3 separate regions of the Homo sapiens genome follow, and all the other regions are linked to region 2. A link is a loop called in an ENCODE intact Hi-C map of the cell type or tissue named here. Cell type or tissue: sigmoid colon. All regions are shown on one strand. Each heading gives the region's core, and the rest is flanking DNA. Links, peaks and the distances in the headings are about the cores only. Region 1 overlaps CYFIP2 (cytoplasmic FMR1 interacting protein 2). Region 2 overlaps NIPAL4 (NIPA like domain containing 4). Region 3 overlaps CYFIP2 (cytoplasmic FMR1 interacting protein 2).

What was found. A loop is a pair of places that touch in the nucleus more often than their neighbours do. Peaks named below come from ENCODE experiments on the same cell type or tissue, not always from the same donor. Only the 100,000 strongest peaks of a DNase experiment are listed, where the experiment ranks them.
Region 1: a loop joins it to region 2, with 9 times the contacts of the local background. A loop is called at or near these places in 44 of 110 quality-filtered maps.
Region 3: a loop joins it to region 2, with 5 times the contacts of the local background. A loop is called at or near these places in 71 of 110 quality-filtered maps.

Annotation. Positions count from the first base shown.
Region 1 is chr5:157,363,903-157,370,950 of GRCh38, reverse strand. All of the region lies in intron 26 of CYFIP2 (cytoplasmic FMR1 interacting protein 2), which reads right to left. It overlaps NIPAL4-DT (NIPAL4 divergent transcript), which reads left to right. Exons shown (of 3, transcript NR_136205.1): 2 at 6,346-6,425. Among named protein-coding and RNA genes, the nearest start is that of FNDC9, 22 kb to the right of the region's middle. In sigmoid colon, for the core only: a CTCF peak has its summit at 4,051; a DNase peak (open chromatin) is centred at 4,000; H3K27ac peaks cover 711 bases.
Region 2 is chr5:157,474,370-157,481,247 of GRCh38, reverse strand. NIPAL4 (NIPA like domain containing 4) reads right to left here. Exons shown (of 6, transcript NM_001099287.2): 6 at 6,526-6,878. It overlaps ADAM19 (ADAM metallopeptidase domain 19), which reads left to right. Exons shown (of 23, transcript NM_033274.5): 23 at 246-3,944. The coding sequence ends at 299. Among named protein-coding and RNA genes, the nearest start is that of NIPAL4, 18 kb to the right of the region's middle. RefSeq lists an enhancer at 1,811-2,321. In sigmoid colon, for the core only: CTCF peaks have their summits at 3,910 and 4,118 (motif pointing right); DNase peaks (open chromatin) are centred at 3,007, 3,237 and 4,127; H3K27ac peaks cover 1,293 bases.
Region 3 is chr5:157,325,836-157,332,854 of GRCh38, reverse strand. It overlaps CYFIP2 (cytoplasmic FMR1 interacting protein 2), which reads right to left. Exons shown (of 31, transcript NM_001037333.3): 18 at 6,588-6,684; 19 at 4,806-4,882; 20 at 2,005-2,113. Among named protein-coding and RNA genes, the nearest start is that of FNDC9, 16 kb to the left of the region's middle. In sigmoid colon, for the core only: a CTCF peak has its summit at 4,268 (motif pointing left); a DNase peak (open chromatin) is centred at 4,254; H3K4me3 peaks cover 648 bases; H3K27ac peaks cover 991 bases.

The sequences.
Region 1 (7,048 bases), core at 1,027-6,026, 110 kb after region 2:
ACCTGATTCTGTGTGTGATCTTTTCCTGTCAATCTATGCCTTGCTTGAATAGTGCTGTATATTACTATGTTTCACTTCCAACCCCTTCCTCCGTCCCCTGAATTGTCAAGGGGATAATAGAATTATTATTCTGGATCAGAATCATGTCTGGTCAACTGGAAAAGATCTATAGCCAGGAAACTGTGGCCTAGAAAGTGGGCTTTCTCTTCCCTCAAGTATATGCCAATGTCTTCCAAGGTTAGCATTTCCTAAAGTGGAAATTGGGCATACAAGGAAATGTGATTTAATCATAGTGAGCCACACAGTGAGCAAGTTCTTTCCTTTTTCAGTTTCCTATCAATCTTTCTGACAACCTTAATGAGAAAGTCTCCATTTGAAACCAGCACATGTTAGCACCTAATATTTACTAATCTTGTTTTTATCAAAGAGGGAGTAGGGCTTGTGTTCAGAGATCTGGGCAGGCAGCAGCTGGAATTATATGACTTTGCTGTATTTTGATTGATTGAATGTATTATTCTGGTTGCTTTCTAATGATGGCAAGGGATGATTTTTTTAAATGGAAGTGATAGTTTCCTTTTAAAATTAAGTTTCAGTAAAAAGATTATGTAAATAACAGAATCAGTGATCTGCAGATGTGGCAAGAACTGTGACAACTAAGCATCAATGTCAAGACTCTGGCAGCTCTAGTCCAAGAAAATGCTTCTAGATCAGAGATCCTCCACTCTGACTGCACATCAGAGTCAAGTGTGGAGCTTTTAAAACATCTGGGTCTGGCCAGGTGTGGTAGCTCATGCCTGTAATCCCAGCACTTTGGGAGGCTGAGGCGCATGGATCACGAGGTCAGGAGTTCAAGACCAGCCTGGCCAACAGGGTGAAACCTGGTCTCTACTAAAAATACAAAAATTATCCAGGCATGGTGGCAGGTGCCTGTTATCCCAGCTACTCGGGAGGCTGAGGCAGAGAACTGCTTGAACCCAGGAAGTGGAGGTTGCAGTGAGCCGAGATCACGCCACTGCACTCCAGCCTGGGTTACAGAGCAAGACTCTGTCTTTAAAAAAAAAAAAAAAAAAACTAGGTCCATTCTCAAGGATTTTGTTTTCCTTGTGACAGGCCTCAGAGATCAGAATTTTTAAGCAGATTTCCAAGTGATTTAAATGAGCAGCCATAGTTGAGACCATTGCACTAACCTGCACTGCCTCCCTGGTGCTTGGCGATGTCCATTGTAGAATAATACTCAGTAGCGCAGACTGTAATATGACCCTGCCCACTGGGGGTGTCCTCACAGAAAAGTCATTGATACAGAACTACATAACCAAGGCTCTGGTTTCTTGGCAGTTACTGGTAAGGCTCACAAAATAAGCAAAAATTGAGCTGGCTTTGGATGAAGGTGATGGATTGCCTCTGTCTCAAATGGTGGTATCTTGAGGATTTTAGAGGATAAACATTACACCAGGAGGAAGCTGAAATGTCCCTCCCCTGATTTATGGTTAATGAGCCTTGTGTTAGGTGTTGAGGATACGCTAATGACCTTTACCTGGGAAATCTTTCCTATTACTTCTGTCTCCTGTTTCTATGGATCAGTTCTTGTTTTATGCCATTTTTCACTCTATTTTGTATCTAAGCTGAGGGTCTCTGACTACAAATTTTCATCAGTAAAATTCTGAACAAAACTTTAACTGATAAATGTTTATCAGTCAAATCTATATTGTTGCTATTGTTAAATGGTGTGTTAATAGTTAAAAGCTTTGGGAATGGCCGGGCGCGGTGGCTCATGCCTATAATCCTAGCACTTTGGGAGGCCAAGGCAGGTGGATCACTTGAGGTCAGAAGTTAGAACCAGCCTGGCCGATATGGTGAAACCCTATCTCTACTAAAAATACAAAAACTAGCCAAGCATAGCGGCACATGCTTGTGATCCCAGCTACTTGGGAGGCTGAGGGATGAGAATCGCTTGAACCCAGGAGGTGGAGGCTGCAGTGAGCCAAGATTGTGCCACTGCACTCCAGTTTGGGCAAGAGAGTGAGACTCTGTCTCAAAAAAAAAAAAAACAAAAAAACAAAAAACCTCTGGGATCATCTTGCCCACCACTGGAGGGCTTGGAGGGTAACCCTCTGTGCTGACAACCGGCAGGTGGGTGGTGAACAGTGCCATCATGGATGGGATATGCCCTGGAGTCTCTCACTCTGGCTCATGGGGCTCTTGGTCTTGTCTGTGGAACCAGTGACTCTTAACTGTCAGACCATTTTTTCCCAAGTCCTGATATGTTCACACTAGCAGGTTGTTTTTCAGATAAGGCCATTTCTGAAAAGATGTAAATAAAGTCACACAAAGGAAGGGTATTATTGGGAGTCAAAGTGCCTCCATTCCACAAAGCATGGATCGTTTTCAACCAAAAACATAATCTGTGTCTGGGCTAAGAGAAACACTCATACAGAAAGGCCAGAGGCATTACTTGTGGGTGCCTGGGCAAAGGGACAGGACACGCTTCTTGGGCAGCTGGAGGAGTTTTTTTTCCCTCAGAGTGATGGGCAAAATCATCCTGGATCAAGCACAGGTGGGTGTATGGAGTGACGGTCTGAGAGGGGTGGCTGAGATGGGGCTTTTACTTTTTGACTTTCCATGCATTTGAATTGTGTACATTTGCTATGTATGAGTCTTTCCTTTTAAGGAAAAAAGTAATAAATATTTAGTGCAATAAATCTAAACAATAATTTAAAGTCTAAAAAGTGAGAGACACTTCTCCCGTGCCCCTGTCACCCATCACATCCCATAGAGGCAGTCACTCTTCTCACTTTGGTGAGTACTGCTTTTATAACTACTAATTTTATATGAGAAAATCTGCTAGAACATAAAAACATCTGGAAGAATATCCTTTAGAATGTGAACAGAGGTCGGCTGGGCATGGTGGCTCATGCCTGTAATCCCAGCACTTCGGGAGGCCGAGGTGGGCAGATCACTTGAGGTCAGGAGTTCAAGACCAGCCTGACCAACATGGTGAAACCTCATCTCTTCTACTAAAAATACAAAAATTAGCTGGGTGTGGTGGTGCATGCCTGTAATCCCAGCTACTTAGGAGGCTGAGGCAGGAGAATTGCTTGAACCTGGGAGGCGGAGGTTACAGTGAGCCGAGATCATGCCACTGCACTCCAGCCTGGGCAACAGAGTGAGACTCTGTCTTAAAAAAAAAAAAAAAAAAAAAGTGAACAGAGGTCATCTTAGTGTGACAAAGTGGTTTTTGTTTTCTTTCTGCTTCTCTGAGTTTTCAATCAATGAATTTATTTCAATTATGTAATAAAACAATTAGAGGAAAGACATTAAAAGGTAGAAGTAGGAGACAGAAGGTCAGATGTGGAGATGGAACTGTTGAAAAGAACAAAAACAATCGGCAAAGCTCAGCTGGGCATCTGTCTGTACTGTAATACGCTAACCTTAAGGATCTTTGGACTCCAAGGCACATCTGGTTTTCATCCAGACTCCTGCACTAGCTGTAATGCTGGGAAAATCAGCTCCCTCTTGGGCCTCAGTTTTCCTATCTACAAAATTTGAGGTTGCACTAGATGAGCAGTTTCCAACAGGGGGAGGTTTTACCCTCCTAAGGAATATCAGACAATATCTAGAGACATTATTGGTTGCCACAATGAAGGGTACTACTGGAATATAGTCCAGAAATGCTGTTCAACATCCTATAAAGTCCAGGGCAACCCCCTAAAAGATTATCTGGCTCCAAATGTCAGTGGTGCTGAGGTTGAGAAACCAACCCTGGATGGTCTCTGGGGGCCTTTCCAGATCTGACTGGCATTCGGATCTGTGAGTTTGGGTCTAGACTCTCCTCACCTCTGGTGAGGGCAGTAATGCTCTCAAATGACTGACCGGAGTGTTTCTGTGGTCCACTCTAATAAGGAGAGAAGAAGTAACAGAGATGAAGGCAAAGAACACTCCAGGCAAGAGGCCTTGCAGTAAAAGGCAGACTAAAGGGCTCTGTCCTTCCCGGGGGACTCAGGCCTGCCTTCCCTCACACGTACAAATAGGTCCCTCTCCTGGTGTATGCTGGCATAACAAACAATGGCCGAAAGTCTAGAAAACCAAGCAAAATTTAAACAAAAACTTAGTGACTGCTATTTTCCCTAATGACCACTTTCTGATTTCCCAGGGAAGGAAATACTAGAGGAAACACTAGACATTAATAGAATTTCCTTTAAAAACCTGATACATATAAAAATACTTAACAAATGCTGATTTGTTTCAGATAAGATCCAACAAATATATTAAGAGGCTGCGATGACCAGACCATTTATGGATACAAGATAAATGACAGACATAGCACTACCACTACAGATTGCAGGAAGAAGGTCTTTTCAAGAAGTGGTGCCAGAACAATCTGGAAATAAAAGATTTATACTTCCCATTAAACACAAACATCAATTCTAGGTGAATAATATGGACTTAAAGGTCTGTTTAGCGTTGAAAGACTAACCTCTAAAACTTTCAGAGGATAGCCCATCTTCACGCGTTAGAGTAGGAAAGGTTTTCTAAACAAATCACAAAACCGTAAGGGAAAAAAATAACTACACTAAGCCTCAAGAACTTCTATTCACCAAAAGACAAGCCAGAGTAATAGATCTGCAATACATGTATCCATAGTATATAATGGCCACAAATCCATAAGAAAGATGACTTAAAAAGGCAAGAATGTTGACCAGCACTTCACAAAAGATGGTGTCCAAATGGCTAGTAGCATGTGGAAGGAGAATCAGCATCATTAGGGAAATCAAAATCATAATGAAACATGACAGCCCCCCCAGAATGGCTATGATTAAAGAGGGACAAATTGTTTATGAGGCTGCAAAGAAATGATAACTCTCATACACTGCTGAATGGGAGTATAAATTGGTACAATTTGAAAACTGCTTTGAAGCTAACCTAATAGGTATTTCCCTAATAAAAACAGGAGCATCTATACACCAAAACACATGTACAAGAATATTCATGACATCATTATTCATAATAGTACCAAACTATAAACAACCCAAATGTCCACCCACAGTAAAACGGATGATTCAGTTAGTCTGTTCATGCAATGAGAATACTAGAGTAACTGATTCGGTAATAAAAAATGGATCATCTACAACATGGATGAATCTCAAATGTAATGTTGAATGACAGAGGTCAGAAAGGAAAGGGAAAACATACTAGATAACTCTACATGAAGTTCAAGGACAAGCAACACTATCTCTGGAAATAGAACTCGGAACTACGATTCCTTGCGGAACACTGAAGAGGGCATGAAAGAACCATCTATGGTACTATAAATGTTCTGCGTCTAGACCTGGGCTACATGGACATGTGCCTTCATCAAGCTGTACACTTAAGATTTATGCATTTGACTGTAATACATTAATTGAAACCACCAGAACACCCTATAAAAACCAAAAACCAGAAAAATGATGCACAGGTACCTGGGTTTCTGTACTAATATTGCACCCTGAATTTTGAGAAATATTTATAAGCACCTACTAACTTCATGAGGAAAATACCTTTGTCCAAGTGATCAACTGTTAAATTTATATCCCTCTACCTATCAATGATATATTAATCTGTTTTTTAAAAAAAGGCAGAAAAAGACAAAAAATGGAAAAGTAAAATGGGCAAGAGATTTCTTACTTTTTCCTTCGCACTTTCTGGTATTTCCCAGTTTTTCTAAAACTAGCATATACTATTTTAAAATTATAGGTCAATAATAATACATGAATGTGCTTTCCTTGTAAGAAATTAAGACATTCCAGATAAGGCTAAAAAGTCCCTGTTGACCTCTAATCCTGGATTCCTCCCTCATACCTAGAGAAAATGTCTGTTAAATATTGGTATGCTTTTTTTTTTCTAGATCTTTTTCAATGCAGAGTTATTTGTGGTTTATATCTATGGCATCATGTGTGTCTTGTCCTAAAACTTTTTAAAGCTCAATATTGTATCTTTCACTATTTTTTATCTTGGTATGTGCAAAACTACTTTATCAGCTTATTCTTTTTACCTGCTTCAGAGTTTTCCATGAGAATGGACATTCCACAGTTTATACAGCCTTTCCTCTATGATGGCCATTAGGCATCTTTCCTTTTTTTTTTTGGCAATTAGTAGTCTTCTTTCATTGAGAAGAATTGGTATGTCATTTAAAAATTTAATTCTAGCTTCCTAAACTAAAAAAACTCCAGAAAGCTCATGCCTCATTCTAATCTCAGAAAGCACTGTCTAGGCTTGGAGATCTCCCCAGCTGTCTAAGTAGAAAGCAGAATGAGGACTTCAGTGAGCCTAATCCCTGCTCTGTGTTCCCCATCCTTCCCCGACCCCTAGCCCCCAAGGACTGGGATCAATATTGGAAACCTGTGCTTTAGTTCTTCCACCTCTGCTGCTGCTATGCTGTGTGACCTCAGGTGAGTTCCTCCTCTCTCTGGTTCTCAGTTTTCTCACTTATGAATAGAAGGGGTTGAAAGATTCATGCTGTAGCGGGTCTGTCTCAGGTCTCAGCTCTGAAGGTCATTGAGTGTCCTGTTGTCCTCAGTGATACATGTGAGTGACCACCCAGACGGTGCCTGAGGAAGTGGTCCTTTCCTTGCGGCCCCCATCAATAGTCTGCCTCTGGATTCTGAACAGGGGAAGCTGAATTGATGGTCTCTGAGTCACAGTTCCTCATGAAAAGAGGTGCTTAACAGGAGACACTCGGGGACTGAGGCTTCAGGGACCCACCCCCCCCCGCCACCCCGCCCCACCTCCACTGTTCTGGTGCCCCTGAGGCCTTCAGAAGTTGTTCCTATTTATCCCTACGACTTCTGAGGGCTACGTTGCTATAGCAACCTGGGTCTGCTGATCTGTGTAAAAAACTTATCAATTAGCTGTCTGGAGAGTCCATTTAAGGGGTAACAGAGAAGCAATTACTCCTTATAGAGGAAGCGCAAACAGTCCCCATTTCAGAGCCTCTCAGGGAGAGTCTGAGAATGGCAGGTCCAAGTCACTCATTTTAGGGACGGGGGCACTGAGGGATGAAATGAACTGGTTC
Region 2 (6,878 bases), core at 1,879-6,878:
CTGCCTTAGCAGGGAAGGGAAGAGGGAGGGGTGGCTGGTCAGCTTGAGATAGGGGCACCTACCACACCCCTTCCTGCAGGGCTGATGGTCTGGGTGAGTGGACACATGGATGGACTTCACAAGAAGCCTTTGTTCTCAGTGGGTGGTCCATCCTTCCTTCTAAAATCGGGAGGATGGCTGCCCCCTTGATCCCATTGATCAGCATCAAGCTGATGTCTCTCTCCCTCCCTTCTTTTTCTTCCCAGTTTCCAGAATACAGATCACAGAGGGCTGGAGGGATGATTAGCTCGAAAATCTAGACCTGTCCAAGGGGCTTCTCCCTTTCCTTGAGCTCTCTGGACACTGCAGAGGACCCATGGCCATGGAACCCTGAAGAAGCATGTCTGGCCGCCTCTGAGCTCCTCCCACCCTCCTCCAGGAACCTCCACATCTCCAAAAATCTCCCTGTTGACTCAGTGCCTCCTCGGCTTCCTTGGAAGCCCAGAGGGACTATGATCTGATGGCCTCTAGGTGTTGTTTTGTGCAATATACAGCCCCAGGTAGGGAGGGGAGAGTATGAGGAGGGTGACTGGCAGCTTCTCCTCCAGACTCCTAGCCCCGAGGTGCTGATGGAGATGCTCAAGGCCAGCAAGCCCCTCAGGCCAGCACTTCGCTTGCAGAAGCCATCCATTCACTCCTGGGGTGCAGGGCACGCAAGAGAGCTTCCCATTGCTTCTGCTCTCCTCAGAGGTCCCGGGCTGGATGGAGGCTGGTACTTACCCACCCCTTTTAGCTTTTAGGGATTAAGGAAGGGTCAAGCCAGCCACTGCTGTGGCCCTGCCCAGGGCTTGGTTGAGGGAACGGCTTCTGGCTGTATGGCTGCATGTGACAAGCCACGTCCCCTCCCACCTCTCCCCAAACCCCTGCATCCCTGTATTCACACGGGTCACTCTGACTCAGACAGGTACTATTCGTAGGCAGTGTAGACAGCAGGAGGAGCACCGGGCTTGGGCTTCCTCTGAGCCGTGATGCCAAAGGTTGCGACTCCTGACTCTGGATAATTTTTAGTTGCTCTTTGTTTTCTCTGCCGCACTTTCCTGGTGCCCCACGCTTTTCTCTCTTCCTTCCCCTCTCATTCTCCCTCTAATGTGTGGTGCTTTGGTGAGCAAACCCTCAGCAGTCCTGACCTTCGGGTGACCAGGTGCTTGTGACCTACAAGTCAGAGTCCTCTCTCACAGTCGGCCACTGGATTTCCCTCACTGGCTCTCAGGAGTGTGACCAGAGTAGACTTGGGGCATGGCCATTGGGGTCATATGTTTATTTTTCATTGTGTTTTGTGACCTCAGCAGGGTGGGGGTCTTCCTCCTTACTCTAAGCTAAATCTAGGTGAGGTTTCCCCTTAGGGAGCCCAGCTATTTACAAAGTACACACGAGGGAGCAGGCTGGTCATTGACTTCGGGCTGGACCGTTGCCCTCTGAGCAGAGAACAGACCCATTTCTGGGAGCTGCCCGAGATCACTGGAGAAGGCAGCCAGCAGCAGCTGCACTGGAACAGTCAGAGCAGGGAGCCTCTTCCTCAACCCAGCTTTTTGTCATTCACTTCCTTTTGTTCTCTCTCTGGTCACTGCCCTTACCTGACCCTCACAGAAAGAGAGCTCTGAGCAGGTGAGGGGGTCTGCGGTGGCTCCTGTCTTCCCTGCAGCAGGGAAGGAGGGCCGTGTGGTGCTTTGCTAGATAGGACGGTTTTTGCAAAGCACCTGGAGATGTTTGCTGGGAGATAGACTCCCACTCCACAAAGGTGCTGGGTGGCTCTCCGGACAGGAGCTGGCCTGACTCTCACTCCTCTGAGGCTTTCCTGGGGCCTCCTCCCATCCTGCCATGAGCAATTGTTTGCTCTTGAAAACCTCACTGCAAGGCTGAGGCTGAGCTTCTGATTCACCACCCCAGGGCCTCCTTATAGTTCTCTGCACACAATAGGTGCTTCTTGGATGTTCTTGGGTTTGGAAATAAGTGGAAAATACGGGATGTACCCCTGGGGGAAAAGCCTGGGTTGGGTTTAGAAAGATCTCAGGAAAATGAGTTTCTCTTCCCTCAGGGTGGCTGTGATACAGGTTCCCCATGTCCTTGCCGTGGGTCATCCTTGCTGTGGGTCATCCTTGCTGTGGAGATCCATTCCCCACCTTTCCTGTGGCCCAACCTTTTATTTAAATGTGCTACCCTCTGCCTCAAGGCTTGGTTCCTGGAAAGTAAAGGTGAAAACATCCCCTTTCACCCCTCTGCAAAACAAACAAGCAACATCCTCAAAACCCAACCCCATGCCTCACAGAGCTTCCTGTGGCTTCTCCAGCCTTTCTCCCTCACATCAGGAGGTAGATAGCTCTGAAATGACAGCGCCACAGCCATAGTGACTGCATGAGCCATCTGAACCTGCAGTCCACCCTCCCTGGAACCACACCAGAAAGAGACCTGGGTTGTCGTTTTCTTGCTTTTTGTTTTGTTTTGTTTTATTATTTTCATATCACCTCCATCCCATAAAGTTGTACTGTGAACTGGAAGATGGTGGAATGTTTTGGAATTTGATAGACTTTCGGCAACCAGTTCTACTAATGCTTCACTCCTGGCTCTGTTCAGGGAGGCTGCCCAGGAGGAAGACTGGCCATTATGCATCCCCTTTTCTTTCCAGTGCCCAGTATGCTGTTTTGAGGTGTCAAATACAAATAAATCTGGGCTTAGGGAAGGAGAGACCTTATTCCAAAGCACGATTGCAGAAGGGGAAAGGGAATATTGCAAAAGGGAGAGGAAGGGGCCTTATGGGAATAGTGAAAAGGCTCAGACCGACCGATGGCAAGATCTGCAAGCGTCTCAAAGCCCAGGCAGAAAAGGACTTTTCTTTTATTGGAAGAAGTAAACATGGCTAGAAAGAACCACGTTCAGGGAATGACGTTGTGCCCAGCCTTTTTTTTTTTTTTTTTTTTTTTGTCTCCAGGGGAGGGGCTGTTTGCTGGCTCAGGCTGAGGATGGCCCAAAGTCCAGGGTCTGGTGGGGAGGAGGGAAGCTTAACTCAAGTTTGGGTTAGTGAGTTAGCAAGCTCTTTGTGCAGATGGGGATGTAGGTAAATCTTTTTAAAAGTGAAATTAACCTCCTGCCAATTTTACAACCCAAGAATTTTTTTTTAAGGGCCTTGGAGCCATCTCTAAAACAAACCTCAAGGGATTTAGTGCCCTGTCTCCCTGTCTCTAGAAGCCTTAGCCTGGGCACCTGGCTCAATCTTGTAACTGCCTGCTAGCCATAGATTCCTTTCAGCCTTGCTGACTTCTCCCTATAAAAGTAAAGCCTTTTTCTGCCCCAGCTCTGAGACACTTGCAGATCTTAAGGTCTGAGACTTGCTGATTTTCTGGTTGGAGTGTTTTTTTGTATTGCCATAGTCCCTTCCCCCTGAAGCAATAGCCCCTCCCCACCTCCTGCAATACGCCTTTCCAATCTTTATTGGAAGTCTCTCCCTGCCTACTTCCTAATTTATTCTTATTTGACAGAGGGTATGGAAGACTTGCAATTTGAAAACTGGGGACCAGTTCCAAAGTCAGTAATTGTGTTAACCACGTGTATAACAGCTCTGCTGGACACCCAAGAAAGCCATGGGAACGCCAACTGGAAAGGTCCCCTTCCCCAGGGGAGCCTGCGAAGGAGAGGTTCTGTAGAATCCAAGCCCACATTTCCAAAGTCACCCCCAACGCGTCCTCTCACACCGTCCACTGTGCGTTTGTATGTGTCTGGGATCCAGGGCAATGTGAATTTTCTTTTTATTTGGGAGATTGTTCACGGAAAACAGATCTTCTTCTCTCTTGTCCACCTATTAATTGTTTACAATATTTGTACATCTATGCAAAATACTTGAATGGGCCATGGTGCCTTTTTTCCTTGTTAGTATTTAATTAAAAATGAATTGTTTGTCATTTGCAATGTTATCTGGTTTGGCAGCTCTTTATTGTGTGTTTGTTGTAATGTCCTACTGCTCAGATTAGATAGGATTCATGACGTGGACTTCAGAAAGAGTTCCCACAAGGATGGTCAGTTCAGCCTATAAAGCCTTCATGGTGGACCCTGAGCCACAGCAAAGCCTATGTTTTCCTATGACCAGTAGAGGGGGCTGTTTGTCTTTACACCTGGACGCAGGCTGCTTATTAAAGGCCTGAATGATCCTGAGATTCTTCGATATGTTTTTTCTCATCCTACACTACTGCATATAGAAGACAGCTGAGAGCCTCTGCTCACCTCCTCATCTTATTAAGGCAAGGGATCATACTTTAAAGAGGGGAGACACTTGCCCCAGGTCTCTTGGGCTGGGTAGGCAGGCACAGCCAGGGATAAGGTTGGGTGTGCTTTCTGATTCCAGAACCCTGCGTGATATCACAGCTCGTATTCATTAGTGCTTCCCAGTCCATAAAAGGATCCCACCCTTATTCTCTCATTGATCCCTACCTCAATTTTGAGGTTCTCTCAGAGAGATGGAGGATTAATAACCATGATCGAAGGTAACAGTTACTCAGTACAGTCGGCCCCCCATATCCGTGGGTTTCAAATTCATGGATTCAACCAACAGCAGGTTGAAATATTTGAAAAAAAAAAAAGTACAACCATAAAAAGTAATACAATTTAAAAATACGGTATAACAACGATTTACACAGCGTTTACATTGTATTAGGTATTATAGAAATCTGGAGATGATTTAAAGTATATGGGAGGATATATGTAGGTTATATGCAAATACTATACCATTTTATATAAGGGACTTGGCCATCCTTAGATTTTGTTATCCATGGGGGTCCTGGAACCAATCCCCTGCAGATACCAAGGAACAGCTGTATTTAACATACGTGAGCCACTCACTGCATGCTGTTTACAAATAAGGATTATCTCGTTTAATCTTCACAAAAACCCTGAGAGAGGCTTCTTGCTCTCTGATTTTACTTTTTTTTTTTTTTTTTAAGACGGAGTCTCTCTCTGTCACCCAGGCTGGGGTGCAGTGGTGCAATCTCAGCTCACTGCAACCTCCGCCTCCCGGGCTCAAGCAATTCTCATGCCTCAGCCTCCTGAGTAGCTGGGATTACAGGTGCCCACCACCACGCCTAATTTTTGTATTTTTAGTAGAGATGACCTCAAGTGATCCATTCGCCTCAGCCTCCTGAAGTGTTGGGATTACAGGCGTGAGCCACCGCACCCAGCCTGATTATATTTTTCTAACCTCTCATGGTTATGAGGTTGCCTATGGACCCTAAAGACATCTAAACACAAATGCTTTCACTACTAACATGCCTGCTCATGAAATTGCTTCCCACTCACACATCCCTACCTGGTTAAGAGGCCACTCTTCCCCTGCTGTCAGCCAGTCTCTGGGGTGATGCTCACGTGTTGGTCACTAGCATAATGGAGAAAGCCTGGTTGGGCAGACCCTGGTTGAAGTCCTCACTCTGCTTGCTACTCAATAGATAAGTGGGCCTGGATAAGTTCCAGATTTCTGAGTCTCTTCACTATACAAATAATATACCTGCCTCAAAAGTGTCGTGATCATCAATGAAATTCTGTATGTGCAAGTCCCCAACAGGGCCTGTCGCAGGCTATGTGCTGAGAAACTGCTGACTACATCAGTTTACAGTTGCTTTGCTTAACATGCAGAGTTCTATTAGGATCTGCCTTGCATTGAGTGCTGGTCCCCAGGAGAGTTTGGGCAAGGAAGGACTGTGATATTGTTCCTTCAATCTTTTCTTTTTCTTTTATTCTTTTAGTGCGTATGATGTGCTAGGCACTGAGGATAAGCAGTAAATCAAAGCCAACTCTCATGAAGCTTATATCCAGATGGGGAAAGAGCACAGATCACAAGAAAATAAATGAATAAAGTAGTAGCAGATTATGCACAAGGCACAGTGGCTCAGGCCTAAAATCTCAGCATTTTGGGAGGCCAAGGTGGGAAGATCACTTTAGGAAAGGAGTTTTGAGACCAGCCTGGGTAACATAGCAAGGCCTCATTTTTACCAAATCTGAGCCTGGGAGTTTGAAGCTGTAGTGAGCTAGGATCACACCACTGCCCTCCAGCCTGGGGGACAGAGCCAGACCCTGTCTCAAAACACAAAAAACCAAAACAGATTATGCAACTGGGGGCAAGGTTAGTCTTGGAGAGACACATTACGCCTGGTGGTTAAACCAGATATCAGCTTTGCTCTTCCTGGCTGGGTGACCTTGGGCAATTATATAAATGGGAATAAAAACGTATCTAACTTGAGGATTTGTGAGGAGTTAAAGAGAATTCACAGGAAGCACCTACTATGCCTGGTGCCTGGTAAGGGCTCAGGTGTTAACTAGGGATGAGTTGTCTTCAACTGACTCTATTTCTGAAACTATCTTTCCCACTCTACCAAGGGTGTTAACTACCACAGACACGGTAGGGGCTTTATTGGCAGTCGCATTCATTCAGAGATTGGAGACTGTCCTTCCAGCCCTAGAAAAACCAGTTTAATCACTCCATGCTCAAGGAAGGTCAAGACACAAGTATCAAGTAAATATAATCTGTAATCTTTATTCTTGACCCTGCAGACCACACTCTTAGGGCCCTCAGTTTACTGCCATTCTCAAGAGCCAACTTGTTGCATTGCTTTTAATTACAGACAGAAATCCACATTCATCAAAAACTGGGGATTTGAGGCTGAAGAGTCAGGGAGCCAGTCTGCTGGTCAGCCAAACCTTGGAGTTCCAAGGCCAGCAGGAATTTACCTGGGCTTGGCCCACTTAGGGCACAGGATATAAACACAGAGTGCAGGTAGAGTCACACAGGGGAGGCCCTGCACCAACCTCGGGGCTGAGGATCAAGTCTTCCCTCTTTCCAGATACACCAGCCCACTAATTTC
Region 3 (7,019 bases), core at 2,018-7,017, 150 kb after region 2:
GGGCAACACAGTAAGAATCTGTCTCTACAAAAAATAAAAAAAATTAGCCAGGTGTGGTGGTGTACGCCTGTAGTCCTAGCTACTTGGGAGGCTGGAGGTGGGAAGATAGCTTGAGCCCAAGAGTTTGTGGCTGCAGTGAGCTATGACTGTGCCACTGCACTCCAGCCTGAGCGACAGAAAGAGACCCTGTCTCTTAAAAAATAAATAAAGATTCGCGCTGACACCTGACAACTACGTGCATGCACCGATAAGAAACTGGATTAAAATTACAAAGGACATAACTGGGACGAATGGGAACTGTATTTAGAAAGTAGTATTGTCAAATTTCCTGAGTATCATCATTCTATTCTGTTTTTATAAGACAACGTCCTTGTTCTTAGGAGATATAGGCTGAAGCATTCAGGGGTGAAATGTCATGATTTGGCAACTTAAACTCTCAAATAGTTAAGAACAAAAGTATGTATATTCATCCCCCACACACAAACATACGCACTGTATAAGTGCTAGAGAGAAAATACATACATGAGAGAAAGAATGTGAACTAAATATGGTAAAACATTAATAATTGCAAATCTGGCTAGGGGATAAATAAGTGTTTATCGTATTATTCTTTCAACTTCCCTGTAGGCTTGAAACACAGGAAGTTTAGGAAAAATACGATTCACTCAGGCTGTGGGAAGAGGTTCAGGGTAGGCTCTGGCTTCCCATAAGTGTTTCTGCTGACATCCCAAATTTAGCCCTGGGGTTCTTTCTGCCATCTTTCTTGCACTCAATTCAGTCACCAGGGCACAGCAGCTGCCTCAGCAAGGGCCCACATTGTGCCTTCATGAGGGAAAATTTAAAAGCAAGAGGATGAAGGTCTGATTACAGAATGGAAAATATAACTTAAGGTACTTTCCACTGGGGTACACGCGGGCATTACTGCAGCTGCTATGTAGATAGCAATGAACATTTGTTGAGTACCTGCTGTGTCCACAGCACTTTGCTAGGTGTCAAATGATTATTCTTAACTATTTTATTTTTCAACTTCTCTTTTGGCATCAATTTTCTACCAACTGACCAGGGCCCCTTATAGCCATCTTATGCACACATAAAGCCCTCAGTATTTAATATCCTGTGGCTAATTCTGGCTGCATTGTAACCGATAGCAGTAATCTTCTGAAAGGGTGAAAGAAAAGCTCTCATTGAGCCCCTGTTGTTGACAGAAGTACAAATTCTATTTTTCCCCCCTCTTAATGATTCTCCATCTCCCTTGGATTTCTCATAGTAATGGGAATGTCCAGGGTTTCTGAGATGAATTCTTTCCTTTTCACCTCTGGCATGATCTTAGCCTCAGCCTGGCCCTTTCACAAAGACCAGGACCACATAATAAGCACACAGACGTCACAGCATAAAGGCCATTTTGCCACCCGCTTGGCCAACAGCAGGGCTGTAGGAGGAGGGCTCGACATCTGCTGGGGCATCTCTTATGCTGTCTGTCTGCCTCACATTAATATTATTAAATGGGGATGTTTCTCAGTTCCCAGCAACATCTCCTCTACATATAGGGTCAAATGTTAATAGAAACCAACTCTGCACACAAAAAACCCAATTTCTACCGTGGATTTGCCCTGACATGCTTTCATTTCAAAGGCGCCACAGTCTTCCTCACTTAGACCGGCACTTGGGCCCTGTTCAGGGACAGATTTACCCATCTCTAAGTGGCAGTCCCAGCTGAAAAAAGTGGGCTGCAGGTTATGATGAGAAGACAAAGGCTTTGGTTGCCATAACTTGTCAGAGGTTGGCTATAGATGGGTGGAGAAGCCCAGAACTTGAGCCAAAGGAAGCCCAATGCCTCTTTATTGTTTATGAGATCCTGAGGCTGTGCTACACCCAGGCTCGGAAATCCACACTGGCAACATGCCGGGCAGACAATACCCAGGCCTGATTTCTGATCTCTATGCTAACTTCGCAGCTGCTCTCTCCTGCCCCTTCCATCTCCAAGGTGGCTTCTGCTCCCCATACCTGGACGTGTCTCTGCTTCAGCAGTGTTTCATAGCGATTGGACGGTGGATACGGAATGATGACGCCATAATTCTTACACTCAGCTCGAAAACGTTTATCCAACAGGACACTGCAAGGAATAAAAGTGAAACAAGGCCAGTAAACAGATTGTGAATGACTCTCAACTGCCCAGATACATCTATTTCAGATCATAGGATCTACCCACAGAGCACTATCTTATATAACTTAAGTAAAATTGTTTTCTGCTCTAGACAAGTTACGTCAAATTTCTTTTCAGTCACAGAAGCTCAATATGTGAAACAGAGTTTCTAAGTTAAAGATGGGCAACACAGAAGTTGAGCCACTTTCCTCTTTTATTCATTTACTGCAAAAGCAATTGAGTGCCTGCTTGGTGTATCCCAGGAAACATTCTGGGTACTGGGAATACAAAGTTCCTGTCCTCATGGAGTTTATATTCGAGTGAGGAAAGACTGATAATATAAACACAAACAGAGGAATGGAATAATTTCAGATAATAGGTAACAGTTGCATAGTGTTTATTATTTCCCAGGCACTTTAAACACAAACACACACACACACACACACACACACACACACACACACACACACATTTTAAATCTCACCACAACCCTATGAGCTGAGAGTGTTACTATCTTTCACACTGAGGCATGGATTGCAGAGGAGAAGTGCTTTGAAAATAAGAAAATGGGATCATTTGGAGTTAGGAAGTCCAAAGTCTCTCTAAAGAAGTTTTGCTAAACAGAGACCTGAATGATAAAATTGGAAAGATCTAAGGGAACACTATCATTTACACAACAAGCTTGGTTACATTTAAGAAAAGGAAAGATGGCCAGTGTGGATAAAGTATAGTGCAGGTTGGAGAGCATGGTGCAAAATGAATTTATAACATGAGACCAGGGCCAAACCAGGTAGGGCCACACAGGCCATAGTAAAGTGGCTAGGTGTATTCTAGACATAACTAAAAGGCACCAAAAGGTTTTACGCAAGAAAGAGACACCATCTATATTTACACTGTCCAAAGTAGTAGCCACCAGCCACATGTGCCTACTGAACACTTGAGATGTGGCTGGTCCAAATTGAGATGGGCTGTAAACAGGATTTTGAGGACTTAGAAGAAAAGAATGAAAAATCTCTAATAATGTCTATATTGAGTGTATGTCAAAATTATAATGTTTTGGATATGTGGGGTTAAATAAAATATATTATTAAAATTAATTTCATCTGCTTCTTTTTCCTTTTTAAAATATGTCTGCTAAAAAATTTAAAATAACATCTCTGGCTCATATTTGTGGCCACATGGCATTTTGAATGAACAGGACTGACCTAGCTCATGGTTTTCTTCCTGGGCTTTCCCTGAATCTCTCAACCTCCTCAACTTCCCACACTTTAAAAAATCACTGATCTTACAGGGAAGGGTGTAGATAAAAGCCCATATGTCTGAAGAAGGAAGACCCAGGGTTCGACACGCCTGAGTCTGTTTATATAGATGATGGAACAGTGTATTTGGAATCAGAATTGTCTTACAGAAGCCAGAAACTCAACTCACTGTTAGAACCACATCCCATTCAATCCACAGATGCCTATTGACTACTTTGTGAAAGGCTGTGTTCTCTGCTTTCCTTGAAATCCTACGTGCATGCTTTCAATACTTTACAGCATTTAAGAGTCGCGTTATTTAATGCACATCCTGTGTTAACAGACACTTGTGTGTGCTGCACATCAACTCCTCTTTGAAATATATCAGGGCTACTTTGGCTGTTAAAAGCAAAATGAAGCAAATCCTTTTCATAGAAAAATTATTAAAGTAAGGAACTATCCTTGAAATTACTGGTTGGTATGTTTGGATTTCCAATAAGAAAGGAAATACCTATATATAAAATTTGAGGTTTTCCTCGATCAATGCTGTTACAGGTCCTTGAAACCCAAGAACTCACGAGGGTCTGAATCAACATATACTGGCAATACCAAGGAGCCTCTAAAGCTTGATACATCTCTGATCCAGACTTCTTCACTGGCCTCCTGTCTGGTTTGCACACACCCATTCCTCTCCAATTCATTCTCCATACATTTATATTTTTAAGAGAGTAAACTTTCAAAAGTAAATAAAAATCGAATCGGGTCACGGTTGTACTTTTGAAACCATTCGGAGGCATTCCACTCCCGGGAGAAACAGCTACAAAGCTGGTGTGCTCTGGCCCTGCCCACTCCCCAGCCTTAGCATGCAGCTTGCCCCCTCTAGTGGTGGTGAAGAGACACTGACATGTATTAATCCACAGGAATCCTCCCACAGCCCTGTGAAGTTGGCATGCTGTTATCATCATACTCCCACCGCAGGGTCCTTGCACAAGCAGTTCCTTTTGCCTGCAACGTCCTGCCCCATCCTTCACCTCGTTTTACTTCCTTCACTCCTACCAACTTCAGATAAGAACTCAGATGCCACTTCCGCAAGATGGCCTTTCTAGTTCCCCGCCCCCAAAGGTTTAACCATCGTACATTCCCATGAGCTTTTCCCTCACAGACAGCATGTAACCTCCTTGTCACTGTGCATTCATCGGCTTTTAGTCGATGTCTGTCTTTCCTGCTGGACTGCAGGCTGTGTGAGGTTAGCCCTTTATCTGCCTAGTTTCCTTTCCACTCTATCTCAGCACCCAGTCCGGGTCCGTGGAATGGCTCTGTTTTCCTAAGGTGCTAAAGAAGAAGGGAGGTTTCACAACAGAAAATCATGTCTTCTAGGTGGCAGTCTTAAGAGATTGCTACTCACAGCTCTGGGGCTTTCCTACCTGCCAGCCATGGCTTTGTAGTAAGCAAAGATCTGGTCTGCCAGCTTGTAGACAAACTGATCAAAACACAGGTTCACCTGGTGGAGAGGAAGCAGGAAACATCACTGGTGCCCGTTCAGCTTTATGACAGAAACTGAGCCAACTGAAAGACAGCAGTCAGGCAGGATTGCCCAGAGTGCATTCTGGGGAAAGACGCTTTGAAGGGGAAAAATATTCTGTGGCTAAGTTTGGGAGATTTGGTCCCTTGCTCTCAGGGTCCTCAGTCAGTGAACAGACAAGTCAAAGTTCAAAAAGGACCCAATCTCCCCACGGCCCCTCTCCTCAGCTGTTTCGAGGCCGCCTGCCTGGAGGGATGCAACAGACAGACTGTCAGAACCCATCAGTGCTCAAATTCGTCCGCTAACTCGGCAGCCTCCCCATCCATCTCTTCAGATGGATGTTATTTTCATTGTATTTTTCTTTGATTTGCAATTTTTTTTTTTTTTGAGACAGAGTCTTGCTCTGTCACCTAGGCTGGAGTGCAGTGGTGTGATCTCGGCTCACTGCAACCTCCGCCTCCCGGGTTCAAGTGATTCTCATCCTTCAGCCTCCCAAGTAGCTGGGATTACAGGCACCCACCACCATGCCTGGCTAATTTTTGTATTTTTAGTAGAGACGGGGTTTCACCATGTTGGCCAGGTTGGTCTCGAACTTCTGACCTCAGGTGATCCACCCACCTTGGCCTCCCAAAGTGCTAGGATTACAGGCATGAGCCACCACATGTGGCCACAAATTTGTTTATGAAGTTGATAGTCACATTTAAAAGCGCCTTCCTTCAAACTTTGCTTACATAACTTTGGTTTTTAATGAATAAAGTCTTGCCATTTCAGGGTCTCATCATCAGTGATAGACTGTGATGCTCAGGTGGGAAGATAATTCACACAGACATGAAGAATCAAACCAAATATTTCAGAAATGGCAAGAGCAGGACATGACCATGAGATGGGGCAAAGGCAGTAGCTAGGTAAGAGTCAAAGGAAACAGATCCTATTTACTGTCAGATTTAATATTTTAAGTCTTTCATGTTTAATATTTATGTGATTAACCTTTGGTCCTTTTTTCACCAGACTCTTGGCTCCATAAGGTTAATGATTCAAAAAGCTTTCAGATCTTTCATCTCACACCCTACGTGGTATGCAGAACACAAAACCCCAGCGCTGTGTTTAGTGCTTTCCTCAGACCCAGGTCACCGAGGCCTCTGACCTGCACTTTGAGCTTCAAGGGTCATCAGCGGACCTCCCTCCAGGCAAAGAATCCATAAGGTCAAGGTGGGCGTGTGCACTCAGGCCCCATTCTCCCCTTCTAGAACCAGTTCTGAGAAGCCTTCTACAGGCGGCTCAAGCCTCTTCCAGGGCCACGTGCTCTCTTCCCTGGCTTCCCCTCTGAGGGTGGACTCCACTATGGGTGTGTGTGACCCTAGGGTTTAGGTCTAGCCAAGGGCCACTGTTTTTGAGCAGAGTTGGCAGGCAGAGCTTGGGTATTTATACACATGCACATGAAGCCCTTCATGGTGCAGCACAGAGTTTGTGGGTGGGAAGAGAAAGGCAGCAGGCCCTGAGCTGGGTGTCTCAGTTTGTACTTCTGCCCTCAGAGGTTACACAGGCCTTCTGATGGCCATGGTTACAGAGATTCCTCTCCAGAACAAGTCACTGATACTCCTACTTCATGCTAATAGCAAAAGACTGGAAAAGTCCGGAATTTGGAACAAGATTAAAGGAGCAAAAAGAGAAGCACATCACTTGCCTCAGCTTCTATCTCATCGTACAGGAACTGCTTTTTAAACTTGGTCAGAGCATAGTAGGCGCTGTCGTTGTACAGATCCAGAGGGTAGAGGACATACCTGAAGAGGGAAAAACACAGCCAGCCGCTTGCTAATAACCCCCCTTAAGGAAGACAGCTTTATACTTGCTTGGGAAATAGAAACAAGTTCACAGTCAGGAAAAGACCATCTTTCATCCCTCTCTTACGTTCCTTGAGCCTCCACCGCTTAGAAGCAACTTACTTTACAGTCAGTCCAAAGAAAAAGTCCAGGGTGCAAATAAAACCAAGACTTGTAAAAATTCATTTGGGACTAAAACACATCAGGTAGCAGTTAAGAATACAAGCTACCTGCTCCTGAGATGATTCTTTTCTGAGCATAGCTGTTATGAGGCTGACAAGGCATAGGAAGGGCAG